Linked DNA regions of Homo sapiens: region 1 is linked to region 2. A link is an interaction called in ENCODE POLR2A ChIA-PET data of the cell type or tissue named here. Cell type or tissue: A673. All regions are shown on one strand. Each heading gives the region's core, and the rest is flanking DNA. Links, peaks and the distances in the headings are about the cores only.

Evidence for each region. ChIA-PET counts read pairs that join two places held together with the same protein. Peaks named below come from ENCODE experiments on the same cell type or tissue, not always from the same donor. Only the 100,000 strongest peaks of a DNase experiment are listed, where the experiment ranks them.
Region 1: POLR2A ChIA-PET joins it to region 2 with 10 read pairs; 6 of 35 experiments call an interaction of 5 or more read pairs at or near these places.

What each region holds. Positions count from the first base shown.
Region 1 is chr9:124,633,674-124,644,897 of GRCh38, reverse strand. All of the region lies in intron 2 of NR6A1 (nuclear receptor subfamily 6 group A member 1), which reads left to right. Among named protein-coding and RNA genes, the nearest start is that of MIR181A2HG, 19 kb to the left of the region's middle. In A673, for the core only: no CTCF peak of the experiment used is centred there; no DNase peak of the experiment used is centred there.
Region 2 is chr9:124,749,641-124,760,864 of GRCh38, reverse strand. The region is part of intron 1 of NR6A1 (nuclear receptor subfamily 6 group A member 1); the gene reads left to right. LOC124900274 (a long non-coding RNA gene) reads left to right here. Exons shown (of 2, transcript XR_007061773.1): 1 at 1-11,224. Among named protein-coding and RNA genes, the nearest start is that of NR6A1, 16 kb to the left of the region's middle. RefSeq lists an enhancer at 1-339. In A673, for the core only: a CTCF peak has its summit at 6,334; DNase peaks (open chromatin) are centred at 2,534, 5,544 and 6,354; H3K4me3 peaks cover 1,145 bases; H3K27ac peaks cover 1,972 bases.

The sequences.
Region 1 (11,224 bases), core at 1,370-9,369, 120 kb after region 2:
AACAGAATATTCCTGGAAAATCTGAAGTACAGTCGTTGTATGTAGATGCCTCAGGTCAGTTCCAATGCTAATTTGCTTTGGCTAGTGCTTGGAGGGTCCTTGGGGTACACACTGTTTCATAGGTAAAGGGCAGGGATGCAGTCTTATTTGTTCAGGTAGCTTGACAAAGGCTGTAAAAACTGTCATAGAGACCAGTAGGGGCTGGAGAATGTAGAATCAGGTAGATCTGGCTTCTCCGTTGTGCAGCTGGAATTTAGACACTATCAGTTTGGATACAACTTTTTCCCTTTTACCAATGTCTCTAAAATATGTGGCACATATTAAAAGCTTAGAAAGTGACTTAATTGGCTGGGCACAGTGGCTCACACCTGTAATTCCAGCACTTTGGGAAGCTGAGGCGGGCGGATCACCTGAGGTCAGGAGTTCGAGACCAGCCTGGCCAACATGGTGAAACCCTGTCTCTACTAAAAATACAAAAAGTTAGCCGGGGTAGTGGCGCATGCCTGTAATCCCAGCTACTTGGGAGGCTGAGGCAGGAAAATTGCTTGAACCCAGGAGACGTAGGTTGACTGCACTCCAGCATGGCAATAGAGCGAAACCATGTCTCAAAAAAAAAAAAAAAAAAAGAAGACTTAATCTTCAAGAGGATCAGTATACACCTCTTCTTCAGTTGTCTGGTGAAAGGATGGAAAATTAGGCCAGGCGCGGTGGCTCACGCCTGTAATCCCAGCACTTTGGGAGGCCGAGGTGGGTGGATCACAACGAGGTCAAGAGATCAAGGCCATCCTGGCCAATATAGTGAAACCCTGTCTCTACCAAAAATACAAAAATTAGCAGGGCATGGTGGCGCGTGCCTGTAATCCCAGCTACTTGGGAGGTTGAAGCTGGAGAATCGCTTGAACCCAGGAGGTGGAGGTTGTAGTGAGCCAGTATCGCGCCACTGCACCCCAGCCTGGTGACAGAGTGAGACTCCGTCTCAAAAAACAAAAACAAAAAAACCCAGAAAGGATGGAAAATTAAAAGCATCTTTTACTATGTACAAATTTATAGTGATTTTTAAAATATATTTAATTTTTTCTGATTTTAAAAAAATGAAAAGAGTACCCTTTCTCTCTCTCTCTCTTTTTTTTTTTTTTTGTTTTTTTGAGATGGGATCTCACTCTTTGCCCAGGCCAGGGTGCAGTGGTGCCTCAGACTCCTGGGCTCATGGGCTCAAGCAATCCTTCCATGTCAGCCTCCTAAGTAGCTAGAACTTAACAGATGTGTACCACCACACCTGGCTTTTTTTTTTTTTTTTGAGATTGGGTCTCGCTCTGTTGCCAGGCTAGCATGCAGTGGTGCGGAATCTTGGCTCACTGCTCCCTTCGTCTCTTGGGCTCCAGCAATCCTCCCACCTCAACCTCCCGAGTACCTGGGACTACAGGTGCACGTCATCAGCCTGGCTAATTTTTGTATTTTTGGTAGAAATGGGGTTTCATCATGTTGCCCAGGCTGGTCTTGAACTCCTGGGCTCAAGTGATCCACCCGCCTCAGCCTCTCAGAGTGCTGGGATTACAGGTGTGAGACACCATGCCTGGCCTGGCAAAATTTTAAAATATTTCATAGAGACAGGGTCTCACTATGTTGCCCAGGCTGGTCTTGGCTCCTGGCCTCAAGTATCTTCCCGCCTCAGCCTCTGAAAGTGATGGTATTACAGGTGTGAGCCACTGTGCCCAGCCCCGTTTTCTTTGATTTTTAAAGGTAATATATATTCATTGTCAGTCATGTCTTTTAGCTTGTTTTTGTTCCCCCCCCCCACCCGAGGGCTTTATAGTTAAGGCATGTAACTGGTACTCACTTGAGAGGTGCTAGATAAAGCTAAAATCATAAAAAGCTCAAGAGACATGAAGAATGATTTTGGCCTTTGAGACCTACACCAATCGTTCTTTCTGGATCCAGGCCACAATTCTTAATATCTTTCAAATATTTCCATCCACCTGACCCTCTGGTTCTTCAAGCCTGCCCACTTTCTTATCTTTCTTATTTCTTTAGTAGGACTAGACACACAGAATTAAAGCTGTGGTCTCCCCTGCTACCTCCCTCTCTCATGGCTTCCACATCTAACCAGCCAATTTGGTCATCTCACTCTACACGTTGTCTTTTATATTTCTGTCTTCATCACCAAATGACCACCTTCTCCCTCCACCACCCTGCCCCACAGTTATTTTTTAAAGCTTGCCTCCATTGGTCACTTTATATGCCAGAAACAGTGTTACATGGCTCTCAACTGGGGTTGATTTGGCAATATGAAGACATTTTTTGGTTGTCACGACAGGGGATAGAAAAGAATTGTTATTGGTGTCTAGTAAGTAGAGGCCAGGGATTCTGCTAAATATTTTATAATGCATAAAACAGTTGCCCATTAAAAAAAATTATTTCACCTGAAAGGTGAATAGTGTAGAAGTTGAGAAATTATGTTAAGCATTTCATATGTTATTTTGTTCTGACAGCAACCATTTACATGGGTCTTACCATCCCCATTTTATAGATAATAAATAAAAGACAAAGTTTCTGGGCGCAGTGCCTCACGCCTGTAATCCCAGCACTTTGGGAGGCCAAGGTGGGCGGATCACCCGAGGTCAGGAGTTCGAGACCAGCCTGGCCAACATGGCAAAACCCCATCTCTACTAAAAATACAAAAATTAGCTGGGCGTGGTGGTGTGCGCTTGTAATCCCAGCTACCCGGGAGGCTGAGGCAGGAGAATTGGCTTGAACCCAGGAGGCAGAGGTTGCAGTGAGCTGAGATCGCGCCACTGCAGTCCGGCCTAGGTGACAGAGCAAGACTTGACTGTCTCAAAAGAAAAAAAAAAGAAGCACACAAACTCACTCAGCTGTTAAGTGGTAGTGATAGAGCCAAGTTCAAACTTAGAGCCTGAGCTTATATTGGGCCATGATAGGCAACCTAAACGTAACTCAGGCCTGTATGTTTTACCTGTACTATTACAGTGAGCTCCTATCTGATCCCTTTGCCTCTTGTCTCTCCATTTAACCCTGTCTTAAGCACAGAATAAGGCTCTAATTATGCTGCATAATATGTTAACAATCTTTTACTGCATATAGAGCGTAGCTTTAGTTTCCCAGCCTGGCATTTATTTAAGCCAAGGACACTGCAGTCAGTTCCTGACCTACCTTCCCAACTAATTTCCCACAGCTCTCCCCTCTCTCTTTTTTTGAAACAGGGTCTCACTGTGTTGCACAGGCTGGAGCAGTCATAGCTCACTGCAGCCTCGAACTCCAGGGCTGAAGCAATCCTCCTGCCTCAGCCTCCCAAGCTGGGACTACAGGCATGCAACACCATGCTTGGCTAGTTTTTATTTTTTGTAGAGATGGAGTCTTACTATGTTTCCCAGGCTGGTCTCAAACTCCTGAGCTCAAGCAGTCTTCCTGCCTTGGCCTCCTAAGTGCTAGGATTAAAGGTATGATCCACCATTCCTGGCCTCTTCTTTTCAAAGTTCCTAACACATACTTTCTTTTCCTTCTTTTCTTTTTTTTTTTTTTTGAGACAGATTTTCACTCTTTTTGCCCAGGCTGGAGTGCAATGGGGTGATCTCGGCTCACGGCAACCTCTGCCTCCTGGGTTCAAGCAATTCTCCTGCCTCATCCTCCCAAGTAGCTGGGATTACAGGCATGCACCACCATGCTCAGCTAATTTTTTTATTTTTATTTTTTAGTAGAGACAGGGTTTTGCCATGTTGGCCAGGCTGGTCTCGAACTCCTGACCTCAGGTGATCTGTCTGCCTTGGCCTCCCAAAGTGCTGGGATTACAGGTGTGAGACACTGCACCCGGCGACTTTGTGTTTTATTTATTATCTATAAAATGGGGGTGGTAAGACCCATGTAAATGGTTGCTGTCAGAACAAAATAACATATGAAATGCTTAACATAATTCAGTTTCTTAACTTCTTATTTTAGCTTGTCTATAGGGACTGCTGTTGTAATTTAAAAGGTTATTTTGAATGAAGGCAAAAGGGTAATCAAGCCCATTTATAGAATTAGGGATCACAAAGTAAAGTGATCTTACATTTTTATTTAAAATACTCTGTGTGTATTGCTACAAAAAATACAAAAATTAGCTGGGTGTGGTGGTGCATGCCTGTAATCCTGCTTGGGTGCTGGCAAGGAGAGAGAGATGTATATGTGTGTAAAAAAGATTGGACTGGGGGTGGTAAACTCTAGCTCATGCTTTGTAATCCTAGTGCTTTGGGAGGCCAAAGCAGGATTGCTTGAGGCCAGTAATTCAAGACTAGCCTGGGCAACACAGCGAGACCCCATGGCTACAAAAAATTTTAAAAGTAGTCAGGCATAGTGGCATACTCCTGTAGCCCTAGCCACTTGGGAGGCTGAGGTAGGAACATTGCTTGAGCCCATGAGTTCATGGTTACAGTGAGCTACGATCACTCCACTGCATTCTAGCCTGGGTGACATGAGAACCTTCCTCTAAAAACAAAACCAAAATAACACAGAATAAAAGTTAGCATCCTTCAGTACCAAACATTTGTGGAAAATACCATATACAAACATCCCTTTTATTCAAAAGATCTTAAGGTAAAGCATTTGATGAAAGAAAGGAATGTTCTAAGGTTATCTTTCCTGAGTAATAGGTAGCAGAATCTGAAGAGCATTAGGAGATTCCCTCTAAATCCTAAAAATATCTTTCTTAAACCTAGTTTGCAACTGGCTGAATTCCATCTCAGAATTTCATTCCTCTGGATTAAGATAATTGTTTTCAAAGTGTGTTCTGCAGGACCCTAGGACGCCATGGATGTTCTTCAGCGCTTCCATATGTTTTTTCTCAAATTTCCACTTAATTTCTTTTTATGCATTTTAAAAATGGAAATAAACTGAACACCCAGAGGTGTTACATATCAAATTTTAAAACATGGGTTCATCAACACATTACCCTGTATGACAGGGTGTTTTGTACAGCCCTGCTATCTAAGTGAAAAATGTTCTAATGTTGTATATACTAATTGTTTCTGCTGCTGCTTCCTTTCTCTCTTTAACACACTCCAGTGAGGCTTCTGAACTCACCATACTATTGAAACAACTTGGTCAAGGTGACCACAGACCTCTGCATTGCTAAAATGTGTTTAAATTCTCAGTGCTCATCTTACTCAGCCTCTCAGCAGCATTTGATAATTGATCCATTTGCCCTCCTCCTTGAAAGACTCTTCCCTTGCCTTTCAGAATGTTGCTCTCTGTTGGTCCTCTTCTTACCTCACTGGCTACTCCTTTGCTAATTCTTTCTGAGGTTAGCTCTCCTACTGTCCCTGTCTACACTGAACCAGACAGTAGAGAGGTTAAGAACATTTACTTGACATACTTGATAGGGCTAAGTTTGAGATTTGGTTCTTTTGGTAACTAGCCATGAGACCTTGAGCAAAGTAAACCAGCCTCATTTAGTCTTTGGCCTCATTTGTAAAATCGGGATGCTGTCTATGTCTAGCTCACAGAGGATTGCTGGGCTTCAGTAAGAGTTTACATGTAAAGTGCTTAGCATAGGACCTGGCACACTGTGAGTGCTCAGTAAACGTTAGTGACCTCGTTATTGTTGGCATGTTCTTTCTCCATTTTAAAAATACACACCCCTGCATTTTTAATTGTATGAGCTATGGAGTCAGAATTCTTGGATTTAAATCCTTAGCTCCACCACTAACTAGTTGTATTAACTTAAGCAGATTACCTATCCAGCATGTACTTACTTCAGTTTCGGTTATCTAGAAATATAATAGTACTTGTTCCATAGAGTTTGTTTAAGGATTAAATAAGAATATAGGTAAAACACCTAGACTAGGTCCGGCCCATAAGTGCTCAATTGTGTTAACTATTATGGCTACTCTTCTAGCACTTTCTGCTTACCTGTGTTATACTTACCTATGTACTTGTAGCTCCCTTTTTAGAAAATCAGCTTCCCGTAAAGACAAGGATTATACTATATTCATTCTTGTATCTTGAATAGTATGGCAAAACTTAGTTGGATAATTATATTTCACTTAAGGGCTTTCACAAGCATCACCTTATTTGAGCCTCACAAAAATCCTATGAGGTAAACAGTGCTAGTAATTGTCTGCATAAGTAGGAAAGGTAGGTTGCATGCCTATCATGTTGTAGTCATTGGGTCTTCCTTCTCATTATTTATTCCATTTTAACTTTCATAACTATTGTGAAAGGTGGTACTTAGCATTTCATTTTAAATGTAAGAAACCTGAGGCTCAGAAAGCTTAAGTAATATGACCAAATTCAAGCAGCCCATGATCTTCAGAGCCTGAATGCATATTTTTACAAAGCATTGCACTAGTGAATTTTGGTCAGGTGTCAGATTTGATGATACACAAGCCACAATCTTGTTCTGTTCCTGTCTTTGCTTTGGGAACTCTGTCTACCTTGTCTCCTGAAATAGCTATTGATGTCAAATGCTGTAGTAATGTCAGGAGAGAGAAAACCGTCAGTAAAAGACCATAGGAAAAATTGGTCTTAGATTTCTTATTATTTCTGTGTTTTAGAGACTGCTAAGAAAAAGTAAGTAGATGAGCCTATCCAGTCTGATGCCTATGCCAGCGATTTCAAAGGGTCCTTGAACTTTTTTTTTTTTTTTAAACACCAAAGAGACAGATGTCTCACTCTACCCAGGTTGGAGTGCAGTGGTGTGATCATAGCTCACTGTAACATCAAACTCCTAGGCTCAAGCAATCCTTCTGCTTTAGCCTCCTGAGTAGCTAGGACTACAGGTACACAAGCCACCACACCCAGCTAATTTTTAAATTTTAATTTTTTGTAGAGATGGGATCTCACTGTATTGTCCAGGCTGGTCCAGAACTCCTGGACTCAGGCTATCCTCCTCCTGCCTAAGCCTCCCACAGTGCTGGGATTACAAGCATGAGCTATCATGCGCAGCCCCATTTAACATTTTTATACCACCCAATTAGTTTGGAGTTCCCTTTTTTTCTTTTTTTTTTTTTTTTTTTTGGAGAGGGAGTCTCACTCTGTCGCCCAGGCTGGAGTGCAGTGGCACAGTCTCAGCTCACTGCAACTTCTGCCTCCCAGGTTCAAGCAATTATCGTGCCTCAGCCTCCTGAGTAGCTGGGACTACAGGCGTGTGCCAACACACCCGGCTAATTTTTCATACTTTTAATAGAGATGGGGTTTCACCATGTTGGCTAGGCTGGTGTCGAACTCCTGGACTCAAGTGATCTGCCCGCTTTGACCTTCCAAAGTGCTGGGATTACAGGCACAAGCCACTGCACCTGGCCAGTTGGAGTTCTTTTTCTGGGAGATGGTGTAGAGTTTGGAGTCAGACTTGATTTGAGAAAGTTACCTAACCTCTCTTGAGTCTTTTTTTCTTGCATGTACAATGAGGAGAAAATACCTATATGGCAGAGTTTTGAGCGTTAAGTGCAGTAAAGTATGTACAACACCTTGCCTAGTATGTAATAGATATTTAATAAATGGTAGCTACAGTAAGTATGTGTTATTCCCACCTATAGGAAGAATTCCAGCTTTTTAGCCTGGTATATAAGACCTTTCCCAATCTGGCCTTCTTCAACATTCCTGTCTCCTCCTGACATTCAGTGTCATGTACTTAAACTCTAGCTACACACAATTACTAATGTTTTTAGAAAACCCATGCTTTTATGCTACCATGTCTTTGTACATGCTACTGTGTCGGTCTAGAATGCACTTTCTACTCCTGCCTTTTCTCTGCCTGTCGGTAGCCTACCACTTCAAAACGGAGCTCAAATGCTACTTTTGATTGTGAAGTTTTCATCATACCCCTAGAGAGATGTATCACTCCTGCCTCCGGGTTCCCATTAGCACCTTGTTGATGCTTTTCTCTAATGTAGTAAGTACATTAGTTTATTTCCTGATCTGTCTCCCTCCAGATTCTAGAGGAAAGTGACCCTGTCTTAGTGTTTTTTTTGTAATTCTGTGTCAGCAGAGTACATTACTTTATCTCATTTGGGGCATCCTTTTCAATTTGAGTTGTACATATGGAAAAATGTAATGGCAGATCTCATCATGTTAAACAAATCTCTGTGAGGGTACCATAATCAAGACAGTGTGGTATTGGCCAAAGAACAGACAAGTAGATCAGTAGGACCGAATAGACAGCCTAGAATTAGATCCTTGTAAATGCCGTCAACTGATCTTTGACATAGGAGAAAAGGCAGTAAGATGCAGGAAACAGTCTTTTCTTTCAACAGGTGGTGCTGGAACAACTAGACATCAATATGCAAAAAAATGAATCAAGACAGGGACCTTATATCCGTCACAAAGATTAACTTGAAATGGATCACAGACCTAAATGTGAAATGAAAAACTATAAAACTCCTAAAAGATAACAAAGGAGAAAACATAGATGACCTTGGGTATGATGGCATGATGTTTTAGATACAACACCAAAGGCACAATCTGTGAAACAATGAATTAATAAGCTGGACTTCATCAAAATTAAAACTTCTCTTCTGTTAAAAACACTGTCAATGGAATGAAAAAACAAGCCACAGACTGGGGGAAAACATCTGAAAAAAAACATACCTGATGGAGTACTGTTACTTAAAATGTCTAAAGAACCTTTAAAACTCAATAAAACATACCTGATGGAGGACTGTTACTTAAAAATGTCTAAAGAACCTTTAAAACTCAATAATAAAGACATAATTTGATTAAAAGATTGGCCAAAGGCCTTAACAGATACCTCACCAAAGACAATAATATAAGTGGTGAAAAAGCATAAGAAAAGATGCTCCATGTCATATGTCATCAGGGAAGTGCAAATTAAAACAACAATCAGAAACCACTACACAACTATTAGAATGGCCAAAATTCAGAATACTGACGACAACAAATGTTAGGATGTGGAAGGGCAAGAACTTTTATTCATTGCTGGTGGGAATGCAAAATGATACAGCTACTTTGAAAGACAGTTTGTCTTACAAAATTAAACATACTCTTACCATATGATCTAGCAGTTTTCTCCTTGATTAACCCAAGTTAATTGAAAACTAATGTCTACACAGAAACCTGCATATGGATGATTATAGCAGCTTTATTCATAATTGCCAAAACATGGGAGCAACCAAGATATCCTTCAGTAGGAGAGTAGATAACAGTGGCATATCCTGACAATGGAAAATCATTCAGTTCTAAAAAGAAATATGCTGTCATGTCACGAAGAGACATAGAGGAGACTTAGATGCATATTACTAAGTGAAAGAAGCCAGTCTTAAAAGGCTACATACTATATGAGTCTGTTCTCACCCTGCTGTGAAGAAATACCTGAGACTGGGTAATTTATAAAGAAAAGAGATTTAATTGACTCACAGTTCTGCATAGGTGGGGAGGCCACAGGAAGCTTACAGTCATGGTGGAAGGCATCTCTTCACAGCGGGGCAGGAGACAGAATGAATGCAGAGTGAAAGGGGAAGCCCCTTATAGAATCATCAGATCTCGTGAGAAACTAATTCACCCTCACGAGAACAGCATGGGGAAAACCAACACCATGATGCAGTTATCTCTACCTGGTCCCGCCCTTGACACTTGGGGATTATTACAATTCAAGGTGAGATTTCGGTGGGGACACAGAGCTAAACCATATCACTGTATGAGTCCAACTATATGACATTCTGGAGAAGGAAAAACTAGAGATAGTAAAAAGTCGGTGGTTTCCAAGGGTTAATGGGGAGGGAGGGATGAACAGGATAGTCAGAGCACAGAGGATTTTTAGGACAGTAAAGCTATTCTTTGTAATACTATTCCACTGTAATAGTGGATACATGTCATTATATATTTGTTAAAACCCATTTAATATACAACACCCAAGAGTGAACCCTATTGTAAGTTACGGACTTAGGTGATAATGATGTGTCAATGTAGTTTCATCATTTGTATCAAATATACCCCTCTGGTGTGAGATTTTGATAGCAGGGGAGGTCATGCATATGTGGGGGTGGGGAATATGGGAAATCTCTAAACCTTTAATTTTGGTGTGAATGTAAAACTGCTCTGAGAAATAAAGTCTCTCTCTCTCTCTCTTTTTTTTGAGAGAGTCTTGCTCTGTCGCCCAGGCTGGAGTGCAGTGGCGCGATCTCGGCTCATTGCAAACTCCGCCTCCTGAGTTCACGCCATTCTCCTGCCTCAGCCTCCTGAGTAGCTGGGACTACAGGCGCCCGCCACCATGCCCAGCTAATTGTTTTGTATTTTTAGTAGAGACGGGGTTTCACCGTGTTAGCCAGAATGGTCTTGATCTCCTGACCTCGTGATCCACCTGCCTTGGCCTCCCAAAGTGCTGGGATTACAGGCGTGAGCTACCGTGCCCGGCAGAAATAAAGTCTCTTAAAAAAAATAAAAGCAAGAAAACTAAGGAAGTTAATGAAGGAAAACTTTGATGGAAAAGTAGGCAGAGAAGAAACAAGAGACAGAAAATGGAAGGCTGGGGAATATGGAATTGTGTTTTTAAAAGGGGCATTGACTTTTTAAATTGCAAGATCACACATGTTAATTGTGGAAAAATAAAAATTTAAAAGAAAACATTTCTTAAATCACATATAGTTTCACTATCCAAAGAAGACTAATGTTAAACTTTTTTGTTATGTACCTGACATTTAACAAAGTTGGCTTAAACTTTGCTACTGTAACCTGCCTTGGGTATTTTCTATAGGCCAGCTTTTCCTTATTAAAAATCTATATCTGTTTTTTCTTTTCCTTTGTTATCTTATAAAAATATTGTGTAGCGTTTACAGTGACTATATAATTATTTATCATGACAGGCTGACTATACAAATACAATTCGGATTATCATCCTCTGAATAATCAACTTAATTCATTCCAAAAACATATATTAAGTCAAGAGGCTATCATCATATTCCAAAAACATTCTGAATCTATAAAGTACTGTATTGTCTGTTCCTTTAACAGTACATTGTGAAAACAAATATTCTTAAATTGTATATGGCTGCAATGAAAATAAATTCTGGAAGTGTTTAAAAAACAACCAACTCTCTCTGAGGTATAGGCAGTCCACATGGAGGTTAATCTCATTGCTCAGATTTGGACATCACCATGCGTGCAGTTTCTTTAATCCTCCTCTAGCTATCAAAATGGATTTAGCAGTTGGCATCTTCTTTTTTCTGTCTGGGGCAATTGGAGCTTTGTAGAATTTGGCCCGATGGAGCAGTGACCTTGCCTC
Region 2 (11,224 bases), core at 1,234-9,233:
TGAGGCAAAGAGCAGGGACTCTGGAGTGTGGCCTAACAAAGATCACAGCTATGCGACTTTGTCACTTGACTTCTCTGAACTTTAGTGTTCTCATTTAACATTAATAGCTAACATTTACATAGTGTTTATAATCTAAACACCTTATGTATATTTATCGTCTTAACTCTGAGGTAGGTGTTCTGTTATCCCCATCTTACAGGAGAAAACTGAGACCCACAGAGTTTAAACCTCCAGATTTCGCAGCTAGTAACAGCATTAATAATTTGTTTCATAGATTTAACATCCCCTCTTCTCCAATATACTCTGACATTTCTGAAATTGACTGTAGGGTTATAAGGATTAGAGACAAGGTCTGTAAATTGCCAAGCATAGTATCTGCCTAAAAGCAAAAACCTGAGAATCTGGGGCATTTATCTATGTTGGAGAGGCCCAGAATTCAACTTTTATTGATTAGAGAGCCAAAAAGACCCACTCTTAGAATTGCAAGTGACTTTTTTCTTTTCTCTCATGCTGGCTTTTATTTTATTTTTATTTTTATTTATTTATTTTTTTTTAGTTGGAGTCTCACTCTGTCTCCCAGGCTGGAGTGCAGTGGCGAGATCTTGGCTCACTGCAGCCTCCGCCTCCCTGGTTTAAGTGATTCTCCTGCTTCAGCCCCTGGAGCAGCTGGGATTACAGGTGCCCGCCACCATGCCTGACTAATTTTTGTGTTTTTAGTAGAGACGAGATTTCACCATGTTGGCCAGGCTGGTCTCGAACTTGTGATCTCAGGTGATCTGCCTGCCTCGGCATCCCACCTCATGGTGGTTGTTTTTTTTTTTTTTTGAGATGGAGTCTAGCTCTGTCACCCAGGTTGGAGTGCAGTGGTGCGATCTTGGCTCAGTGCAACCTCTACCTCCTGGGTTCAAGCAATTTTTCTGCCTCAGCCTCCTGAGTAGCTGGGATTATAGGTGCCCACCATCGCACCCAGCTAATTTTTGTATTTTTAGTAGAGACAGGGTGTCACTGTGTTGGCCAGGCTGGTCTCGAACTCCTGATCTCATGATCCACCCGCCTTGGCCTCCCAAAGTGCTGGGATTAACAACTGTGAGCCACAGCCCCTGGCCTCATGTTGGTTTTAATAAGCCTTTGGCCAGAAAACAATTTTGCCAAATCAGGGACAATCTTCGGTGAACCCAAGGGGTGCTAAGGAATGAAGGCGTTTTGAGTTACTCAAGGCAGGAGTACAATGTCTTTTATCTGTATCCTAAGCACTGAGAATTGGTGTTCCATGAATATTGAATGAATGAAAGAGGCAAGTCAGGAATATGAGCCTTTTGCTTATCTCAGAGTCCCTTGCTGGTAGTCAGAGTAAGTCTACAAAATATAAGGGAAAGGAATGTGCTTTTCAGCTACTTGAGGAAATTGGGGCCAATATCTAAGTCAAGCAGTGTGTTTAAGCTAAATCCAAGGTTTGATAGGCCCTCCTGGAACTAGAATGTAGTTTCTGTTTGGAAACATGGTTCTCCTGTAATTTAAAGTGACTAGATATCCCAGATTAAGACGAGATGGCCAATAAACTAGTGGCTGTTTGCTTGACTGTATTCGGGAATGCAGTTTAGGAAAAGGTGGCCTTTGTCCCATGTACCTTTTTAAAATTCTGTCTCACAAAAGAAATATAAGAGCTAGGTGTCCAAAATTTATAAAATACAGAAGGTGATTTCCTAATGAAAAGAGAGATAGTGAGAAAGATGTAAAAGAGGATAGGCAGTGTGGGTTAATAGATTATGTTAGCAAAGTAGTTTGAATAGGAAAAGACTTTAGAGAGGAGCCCAAACATTGAGGAGTTATGAGGCCCAGGAGATACTTTATGCCTAGGATCTGATTCTAGCTCTGTCTCAAATGCATGTCTCTGTGGGTCCACCTATAAAAATGGAGGAGCTAAATTAGATAATCCCTGAAAGGATTTTCCAGGTTTATGATGGAATGAATTGGGCAAAACAGGAAGTTGCAATTTAGAAAAGTTCTGCCTAAAGCAAATAGCTGTGGTACTGACTGCCCACATTCTCTGGGATGATTTTGATGTCAGATACTGTTCAATCATCCCTCTGAGAATATTTACATTTACCAAACTGTTTCCCTGTTCTGCTTTAGAACCCTTGGCTGCTTTAAAGTCTGTGAGATCCCATAATTTATCTGTAAATTTCATTCTTTGAGTCTGCCTTATAGAAATGTTTACAGTTACAGTTCTGATGTTATGATAATTTGTAATGTAAATTTGAAATAAATTATGGAGTATTTTTGTTGTTTAAACAAGATCACTTTTTTCATTTATAACCCCTCCATGCCACACTTTCTCTTTTTTGAGTACAGTTTCATTTGCTGAGTCAAACTCATAGTTAATTTTAGAGTTTTTCCTCATTCCTTGTAATGGGATATTTATCTGCAAAACTCATTCAGCATTGAGAAGAGTGCTGTCTTCCTAAGATTAAATGCGCTTCATTTGAGAACGTTGATTCATTAAGGGAAATTGCAAAACAGAAGGGAAACTTCCTTAAATGCTGCTGGTCTGTAAAAAGGGAACCCAGCAGGAAAGGGGAGAGGTGCATGGGGGAGGGGTGAAGTGAAGAGTGTAGCAGGGTAGCTGCAGTTGAAATATTCATCAATCATTTTACTGGCACCAGGAAACCAATCAGCCTTTTAGGGAGAGAACTTAATCAATCACCTAATGTGGGAAAATACAATTGCTTTCCCACAAAAAAATATTCCCTTTCTTGGTGACAGATCGAATCTGAGAGATACTTTGGTTCCCTGGAATTCAGAACTGACTGCAAGCAGTTGCTGAAAGTACTGCTGTGAAGAAGTGCATTTAACATTTGGAGATAAAATTTCCTATCTGCTGCGAGCCTTTTCAAAATATTTCAAAATAAGTTTGCTTTTCGTACAGTGTGCCCATCAAAAAATAAATACTGAGCAAGCCGAAGTGTGTGAAACACTGTAAATTTATTCTCCAAAGCTAGTTTCAGAGCATAGATAAGGACTCCTGGCTGGAGAATACCCGATGTTTCAAATGCCTTGTTTGGAAAGCAGGGTTAAAGCGTTGTCTAAGGAACATACCCTGGGAAACACAGTTGGAAGTGCTTGCATATAAATAAAAGCAGGAAAGATACAGCTGCATCGTATATTTAGGTTTTAAATACTTGTGATTTCTGAGGGTCTGTCTGTGCTTGAATTGCCTGTGGCCCTTAGGTCCTTTGGTTCTTAAGATGTGAGCTGCTTAAGAATCCAGTGTTTTTAAAATTAATGCATGGTTACTGAAGAGAATATGGAAAACGAAGGGAAAATAACCTATAATCCTACCACTAAGCAACTTTCATTAACATTTTCTTCTAGACCTCAAATCCAAGGTTTTTTTTTTTTTTTTGCATTTTTTTAGTCATACAGTATATACTATTACGTTTTCTGCTTTTTGTTTAATTTTAAATGTTTTTTCTCCTGTTATAAACTTCACTCATTGAACATCAAGTTATTTGAAACTTTCGATAGCTGTATGACAGCCCATTGTTTTTCATTGCTGGCCATTTAGATAGGTTTTATTTTTTCAGTGTTATAATAGTACTTCTCACACCATCTTGTGCTTGCTTTTATCTTGGCTTATTTTGGGGGATAATTTTGAGAAGTGTGTGTCTATCTCAATGTACCCTCACCAACAACTACTTTAATTTACACTGAGATACCTTGCATACCAACATCCAGGGCTGCCAGCAGTACTTATTTATTTTAATAAATGCCTGGTGCTTGAGATAGAATTTGAGATACTGTGGGTAGGCTCTTTGCTTTTTATCATTTTGGGGTGAGAGAGAGTCATTCCCCCCCTACCCGCCCTTTTTTTTTCTTTTTGATTCTGGCACTAGAATGTTGCCCTGCACCCTCATCCTAGCATCTCCAGTCTGGTCAGAGCTGTGCTTAAGGACCCTTCTGAGGCTACCTTCGAATTCTTATAGATATGGGTGAATGGGTGGCAGAGACACCCTAGAGCCTTCTCTGGTTGCCTCTAAAAATCTCGGGATGATAAGTTGATGTGCGTGTGTCTTCTAATACAATTATATCATCTCCCACAGTCTTTAATGTGTCTTGAGACCTACCTATACCTGAGTGTGAATAGAAATTAAGTACATGCAGAGAGAATTTAAACTTGCATTCCTTTAGAAATCTGCATGGGTTCCTCAGTGGCTAGTTTCTATCCTGATCCTGTGCAGTGTTTGATGGTGAAAGAATCTAAATAAATCTTATGCTAATTTGAAGGGCATTCACAGTTTTTAACAGGTCTGATTTCAGAATGGAAATAGGAACATTTTGGGAATCCAGCTATCTATACATTTTTTTATTAAAGCATAAGTCATATTTGCTGAAATTAAAATTAAGTAGTCTTTAGACATTGTTAAAGTTTATGTTGATTGAAAGTAAACATGAACATTTGAAGATCATTTGCTTTGCTGCTTTGTGCTCACCACTGGTGATCAGAAACTTGTAATTTGCCAAGATAGGTTTTATAATGCTCTTTAATAAGAAAATGAATAAGCCAGCTGCTCTTTCTCTCAACTATAGCGGGTACAAACCTCCTCAATTCCTGGTTAGTAATTAAAAGCCTTGAGATGACCTTGAATCTAACTGAACTACAAAAGCTGTCTTGAGTTAAATTTATAGCTTTTGTCAATTTCAAAAGAATGGTATTCTATTTGCTAAAACATTAAGCGTAGCCTTGGGTGTACATTGAAGATCAGAAATAATTAATAAGAGGTACTACTAAAGTGCAAAGGGAAGCCTAATATGGGCTACAAAAATAATTAAGTTTGTCATCTATTTGTTGATCATTTAAAATATGTACTTGAAAAGATTTAAGAGAGGGTGGCATTTTTCAAAGTGTCATTTTGTGCTATTCAGATTTGCTGAAAAGATCTATCTTTTCCCCATCTTAACATCAAAGAGGTTTTTGAACCCAGTGGGGAATCAGAACAAATATTTAACACTTTTTTAAAAGTAACAGTTTAATTGATTCTTAAAATATTTTACACAGTGGGAATTTTCTTAGTGAAAGTTTCTGATTATACTCAGTCAGTGTAAAAGTAAAAATATTAATGTTTTAAAAATGCTTTATATGTGAGCCACATCTTAAGTTCTATGAATAAAGAACTTTTCTGCTTACCAAAAGGGTAGAATATATTCGCAGCTGTTTAGAGAGCCTTGAAGTACTATCTTATTGATAGAAAGGACCTTGACATTGTTGCTATAAGAAAAGTTAGGTTTTATGTGTCAGTAGGTCAGATAAGACATGTCTTCCAGCATCATAAATGTGATAAATCCCTGAAGAGTCCAGCAGTAAAGCAGATAGTTTGAGCAAGCGGTAAGGTGTTACATAGATCTTGCAGATTTTAGGATTATTTTAGTTTTTACATTTATTTAATGAGACTAACCTAGTCACTCTTAGATCACAATAATGAAATTACATGCCAGTGTGCTTGTGAATGAAGCCAACATAATGAACGGAAAAAGTTGTTAATACACAGCAGGGATTGCCAGTCTGAGAGTCTCTAATGGAAGTTCTCAAGCAATTTCAGTTCTGATTTGATCTGAAATCGTGTGAGCAATAAGGTTGTTCAGGGTAAATAAAATGAGATCTCTGAAATACTCTTTTGCCTGAAATATTTCCACGGTAATGTGACTCAACCTCTGAAAAGCAGATCTTTGCAGAAAGGAGTTACTGTAGTAATGGTAGACAAACTTCAGCAGTGGGAGGGCAGGGGTTAAAAATTATTTCAGCAAATTGGTAGGATGTAGTGATAACTAGGTGCATTAGAGCCTGAGCTTTAACGTTAGACTTGGGTTTAAATCCTGTCTATTCTTGTGATTTTTTAATGTATTTTTTTGACAGTTGAGTGGAAGGGGGGTGGAGATACTGGGTGGAGGGTGGTAAAAGGATGTGGAATCACCACATTGATTATTGGAGAATGAAATGAGGTAGTTTATGGAAAACCTGGAATGTAGCTGTATTACTTTACAAAAGTTTCTGAGTTAATTTCCTTATCTGTAAGTAATGTTAATATCATCGATCTCATAGGTACAGCAGACCAGTTTACCACAATCCAAGTCATTGAAAACCAGTTTCCCAGATGTTCAGTTTACCCAGTATTCCATTCAATAAAAGACAGTTTGCTGAATCTAATCTGTAGACCTTACAGAACCCGTTGTTCATCTCGTTTTTCTTAAATGCTCCCCACCATTTTTTTCCTTTTTGTTTTTCCCGTTTCCTATACATCATTTCTCCCCCATGCCCTGCAGCCCAGACAAGGATGTATATTTCTACCAGCAGAGGTCCTCTCTGCTTCAGCTCTCTCCAGCTGCAGTGTAGAGACAAATTGAACATCTTAAAAATGCTGGTATTCCAACGGTCAGTTCTGACTTGGCAGAAATCCTTAAAAGGTAATTAACTGTCTCATCAATATGAATTTTTATAAACTGTCCAAATATTTAAAACAAATTTTTGACAAATTTAGAGAATTGGCTATTTGGAGATTTGGCAATTTGGTCAGTTGACTTGGAATTATCTCATATAGGTTTGGAAAAATTTGGCAATATATGTAAAATAAAGTGCCTATTACTCACAATGGTGGGACTGTAGTAAGTACTCAGTTGGTGTTCCTTTTCTTGAAGCATTCCTACTCTGAGTTGGAACTCCTCCTCCCAAGGTTTTTCTCCCCTGTGGGCTCTAGTTTGACAATATCAGGTGATAAAGGCTGGTTATGAACCACCTAGTGACTTTCTTTTCCATTACAGAGTTGTTGAATTTGCCCAAATGAAATACTTTATTTTGGCTTGGACTTGTTATAAAATGGTCCTTCCTTCCTTGGTGCCCTTTAGGGTTTGACTTCTCAGTGATTTAAGATATGTGCCCCTTTTCTGTAGCACTTTATTCCCAGTCTTGCTTGTAAGTAGAATTATGAGCCTTAGGAGAGTAGACTGCAGCTTTATCAGGGTAAAAGCAAGGCTAGGTCCCTGGAGGTTCTTAGTGGGAAGTATTAGAACCAGAGCAAATGCTCCTGTCTCTGATATACAGGAAGCCCAGCATCCCCATCCCCTACCCAAAGTCTCTCTCTGGAGGTCTCTAAAAAGGTTTTCTGGTAATATCCTTAAAAGGGAAGGGAACAAGTAGTTGTTGAACACTCAGCACTAGGCACAGAGCTAAACTAACTCATGTAATCCTTTCCATAACTTTTCTTTGGATAGGTGGTGATATTCCCTTATTATAGATGAGTAAACTGAGGCTTAGAGTTGAAAATAACCTTCTACTAACCACTACTCTGCTAAACCAGTATTTTTAAATCTTCAGTTTTTCCTGTATCACCACATGATTTTTGTCATTTTCTAATATATTGCTTATTTAATTTTTTAAATATTGAATAGTTAACATTCTGCAACCCAACATTTATTTTAAAATGAATTTTTTTATTAGCTTAAATGAAAAATTATTTGCCACAAGTAGAAAGTAACAATGAAAAAAATTTAATGAAAATAGAATTGTGTTAAATTCTAAATGCTATTGTCTGCCAAGGTCTCTGACCAGGCCTTTGATAGAGAGATTAGTAAGCACTAGAGAGGCACTAGAAAAACTAACACCACATTTTTCTTCTGATGTAATCAGAAGGATTGAAAGAGAGTGGAAAAGGTACTAACAGCTTTGGAATGTTTTATGATGCCTTCTCTTTGTACCATTTAAAATCATCCAGTGGTTTCCTTGCTTTGGGAAACACTGACATAGGTGATGGTGTGTACATTTTACAAATGAGTAAACTGAGTCTTAGGGAAGAGGAAATTTGTTCGAAGTTGAACCAGTCCCACAGGCCTTACTGCCTAGGTACCCCCTCCTTACTTTTCTTTCTCTCCTTTCATCCTTCCTCTTGCCTCCCTGTCCCTGCCTCTCCTCTTTTCTTCCTCATCCTCTAAGAGAATTCAGCTAACTCCAGAGTAGTGTAGAGATTTTTAGATGTGTTTTTCTGATCTTTTTTTTTTTTTAATTTAACTGCTGTGAGATAGGATTTCATCTTTAAAAACTTAGGTCTTTCTTAAAACATTGTGTTTCTTAGTGCTTAGTGAATTTCAGAAGTTGGGTGTAAAATATATAGTAATTTTGTAGGTACTTGTACCCCTACATAAATGATTTATTGAAATAACTGTAAAGACATCATAAACATTCCCTTGCCTCCTCATTAGATAATGTTGGAAAAGTGAGCTTGAGAAAAGATATTGCCAGCAGTTTTTGAAACAGATGTTATCTCAAGTGCATTAAAGGACAATTTCTTTGACTTTTATTGCGTGTTGTAGTTTTGTAATTTATATTAATAATTATGTTTAATTACCATTTTATTGTGTTCTATTGGAAACAATAGGTAGCTGATGTAACTTTACCATAATTGAAGCCTAGATTATAATTTGATTTTTAAAAATTTTATCCTTTTAAAAAAATTGATTGTTTAATTTTAATTTGATTTTATCTTTAAAACTTTTTGAATAAGAAAAAAACCTATTGTCATTTTTTCTTATTTAATTTTTTTGTTTGTTTGAGACAGAGTCTTGCTCTGTTGCCCAGGCTGGAGTGCAGTGGCGTGATCTTGGCTCATTGTAACCTCTGCCTCCTGGGTTTAAGCCATTCTCATGCTTCAGGAGCCCGAGTAGCCAGGATTACAGGTGCATGCCACCATGCACAGCTAATTTTTGTATTTTTAGTAGAGACAGGGTTTCACCATTTTGGCCAGGCTGGTCTTGAGCTCCTGACCAAGTGATCCGCCCACCCCGGGCTCCCAAAGTGTTGGGATTATAGGCGTGAGCCATCCTGCCCTTCTGTTTTATTTAATTTTGTATTGTGACAATAGCTTCTTCAAATACAAAAGGAGGAATTTTGTAATCCTGTTGTTTAAAAAGTTTGTTCCACTAGTTACTAAAAGAAAAAAATTCAGTTCCGAATTATTTTAAATAGCATCCTTAAAATTCTTCATGGAAACACTTTGTACTTTGAAAGAAATTGAGGATTTTTTAAAGAAATTCCAGTTATGGTAATTTTCCTATTTCTAATTTATTGTACTTTGTCTATGCTAGCCATATCTCTGAACATTTACTGTGGATTCTTGATAAATCATCTTGTGAAACCCGTTTCTAATAGATTTTTAATCCCAGGCACCAGACTCATGTAGTGTATGGCACACCCCACTTGGTTTAATTGATATTTTAGTAAAATTTTTCTGATACTTGGGTATAAGCTAGAATATATAATTCTTGCTCGGTGACACTTTGATTCCAGGGTCTCAATCCAGAGCTTAGCTCAGGGTAAGGAGGTTTGTCAGCATGCCTTGGTATGAAGTAATGAAGTAAGGAGGACTTCCAGCCAGGAGTTTCGAATGTTATTGTCAAGCTCATATGTGCTCTATCTAGAAGAATTTTTACCATTTAAATTGTAAATCACACACACAAAAACTTAATTTTTCTCTCGTTCTTAGAGGATATGTTGAACTGTTTATGTTCTTGTTAGAAAGTTTTGGTCTCAACTGATTTCTTCGCTGAGTTGTGATTTAACAATTATATTGATGTGCAGTATTAGCCTAATTAGTACTTGGGTGTGACTAGTGTCTTTCTCTGAAAATTTTGTCGTTAATGGTTTGCCTTTCCTTTTTTCTTGAGCTGAAATTTATTGTGTGCCCACTGTGTGATAATTACATGCAGCAACCTTATAAGGAGAGTAACATTATTTTCATTTTGCAGATGGGAGGAACAACTTAAGTGACTTGGCCCCCTAAGTGGGAGAGATGGGACTCAGACCCAAATGTGTCTGATCCAGGGCTTACACTCTTGGAATCTGAGCACTAGCTTCTGGTAGAGGATACAAAGGGCCATTTGTACCTTAAGGAGTCTAGTATTTAGGAGACTGTGTTTTAATGGTAGATGCAAGAATTAAAGCCAGACTTCAATTTTAGCCGTGGAGACAAGTATGGTCTTTGAAAATTGCTTGTTTAAAAATCTTGACTTTTTTTTTCCTTAACTGGTCATGATTTTTATTTATTTATTTATTTATTTTTTTGAGACGGAGTTTCGCTCTGTCACCCAGGCTGGAGTGCAGTGGCGCGATCTTGGCTCACTGCAACCTCCGCCTCCTGGGTTCACGCCATTCTCCTGCCTCAGCCTCCCGAGTAGCTGGGACTACAGGCGCCCACCACCACGCCCGGCTAATTTTTTGTATTTTTAGTAGAGACGGGGTTTCACCATATTGGCCAGGCTGGTCTCGTTCTCCTGACCTCGTGATCCGCCTGCCTCGGCCTCCCAAAGGGCTGGGATTACAGGCGTGAGCCACCGCGCCTGGCCTATTTATTTATTTTTTAAAGATGCCTTTATGTATTTCTAAGGAGAAGAGCAAAGTCCAAAGCCAATTTGTGATGTTGGAGAAAGATGCTGTTGTGAGGTTTAGGACAAATCCTTGCCAATGGGGAGACAAGGAAGCAAAGAGACCCTTGCTTAAAAATGCTGGCCCTGGGCATGTGACATGGAAGCAGAACTCCATGTGGAATGGGAGAGACTTTTGATCCTTAATGCCTTTTAGGAAACAAAGCAAAATAGCATTAGGCTCTTAAATACTATTTGATACAAGATGAAGAGTGAATAATATAAACTAGAAACATGAGAGCCTTAACATGGTAGGGACTGAAAGTAACCAATGTGTCTATACAGTCTCAATTTCCAGGTCAGCTTGTATTAAAGTTTGCCTTGCTGACCTTACAAATACGTTCTTCTCATTTGATATCCTTAGTATTTACTTTTTGAATAGTATGGTCACTGTGACTTATTCAGGAATGTGAGGCATATTCAGAGAGAAGATTGTTAAACTCAGAACAGCTGTATACCAAATAATCATCTCTTACTCTGGAAGTCCAGTTGAGCTGTGGGGAAGTAGGGATGCAATTCTAACCTTATGTTTGTGCTAATGTATGTTAATGCTAGAAGAGGAACTTCTAAGCCTGTGGAACTTATAATAGGTATCAAAAACTGTAAAGAAACATGCGTTATGTAAGAGTGTGATTTTAGCGGGGCAGGGTATACTAGTATCTGTAGTGCTTTAACAAGCTGGTGTGATGGTGTGCATCTATAGTTCCAGCTACTGGGAAGGCTGAGGCAGGAGGATTGCTTGAGTCAGAAGTTCGAGGCT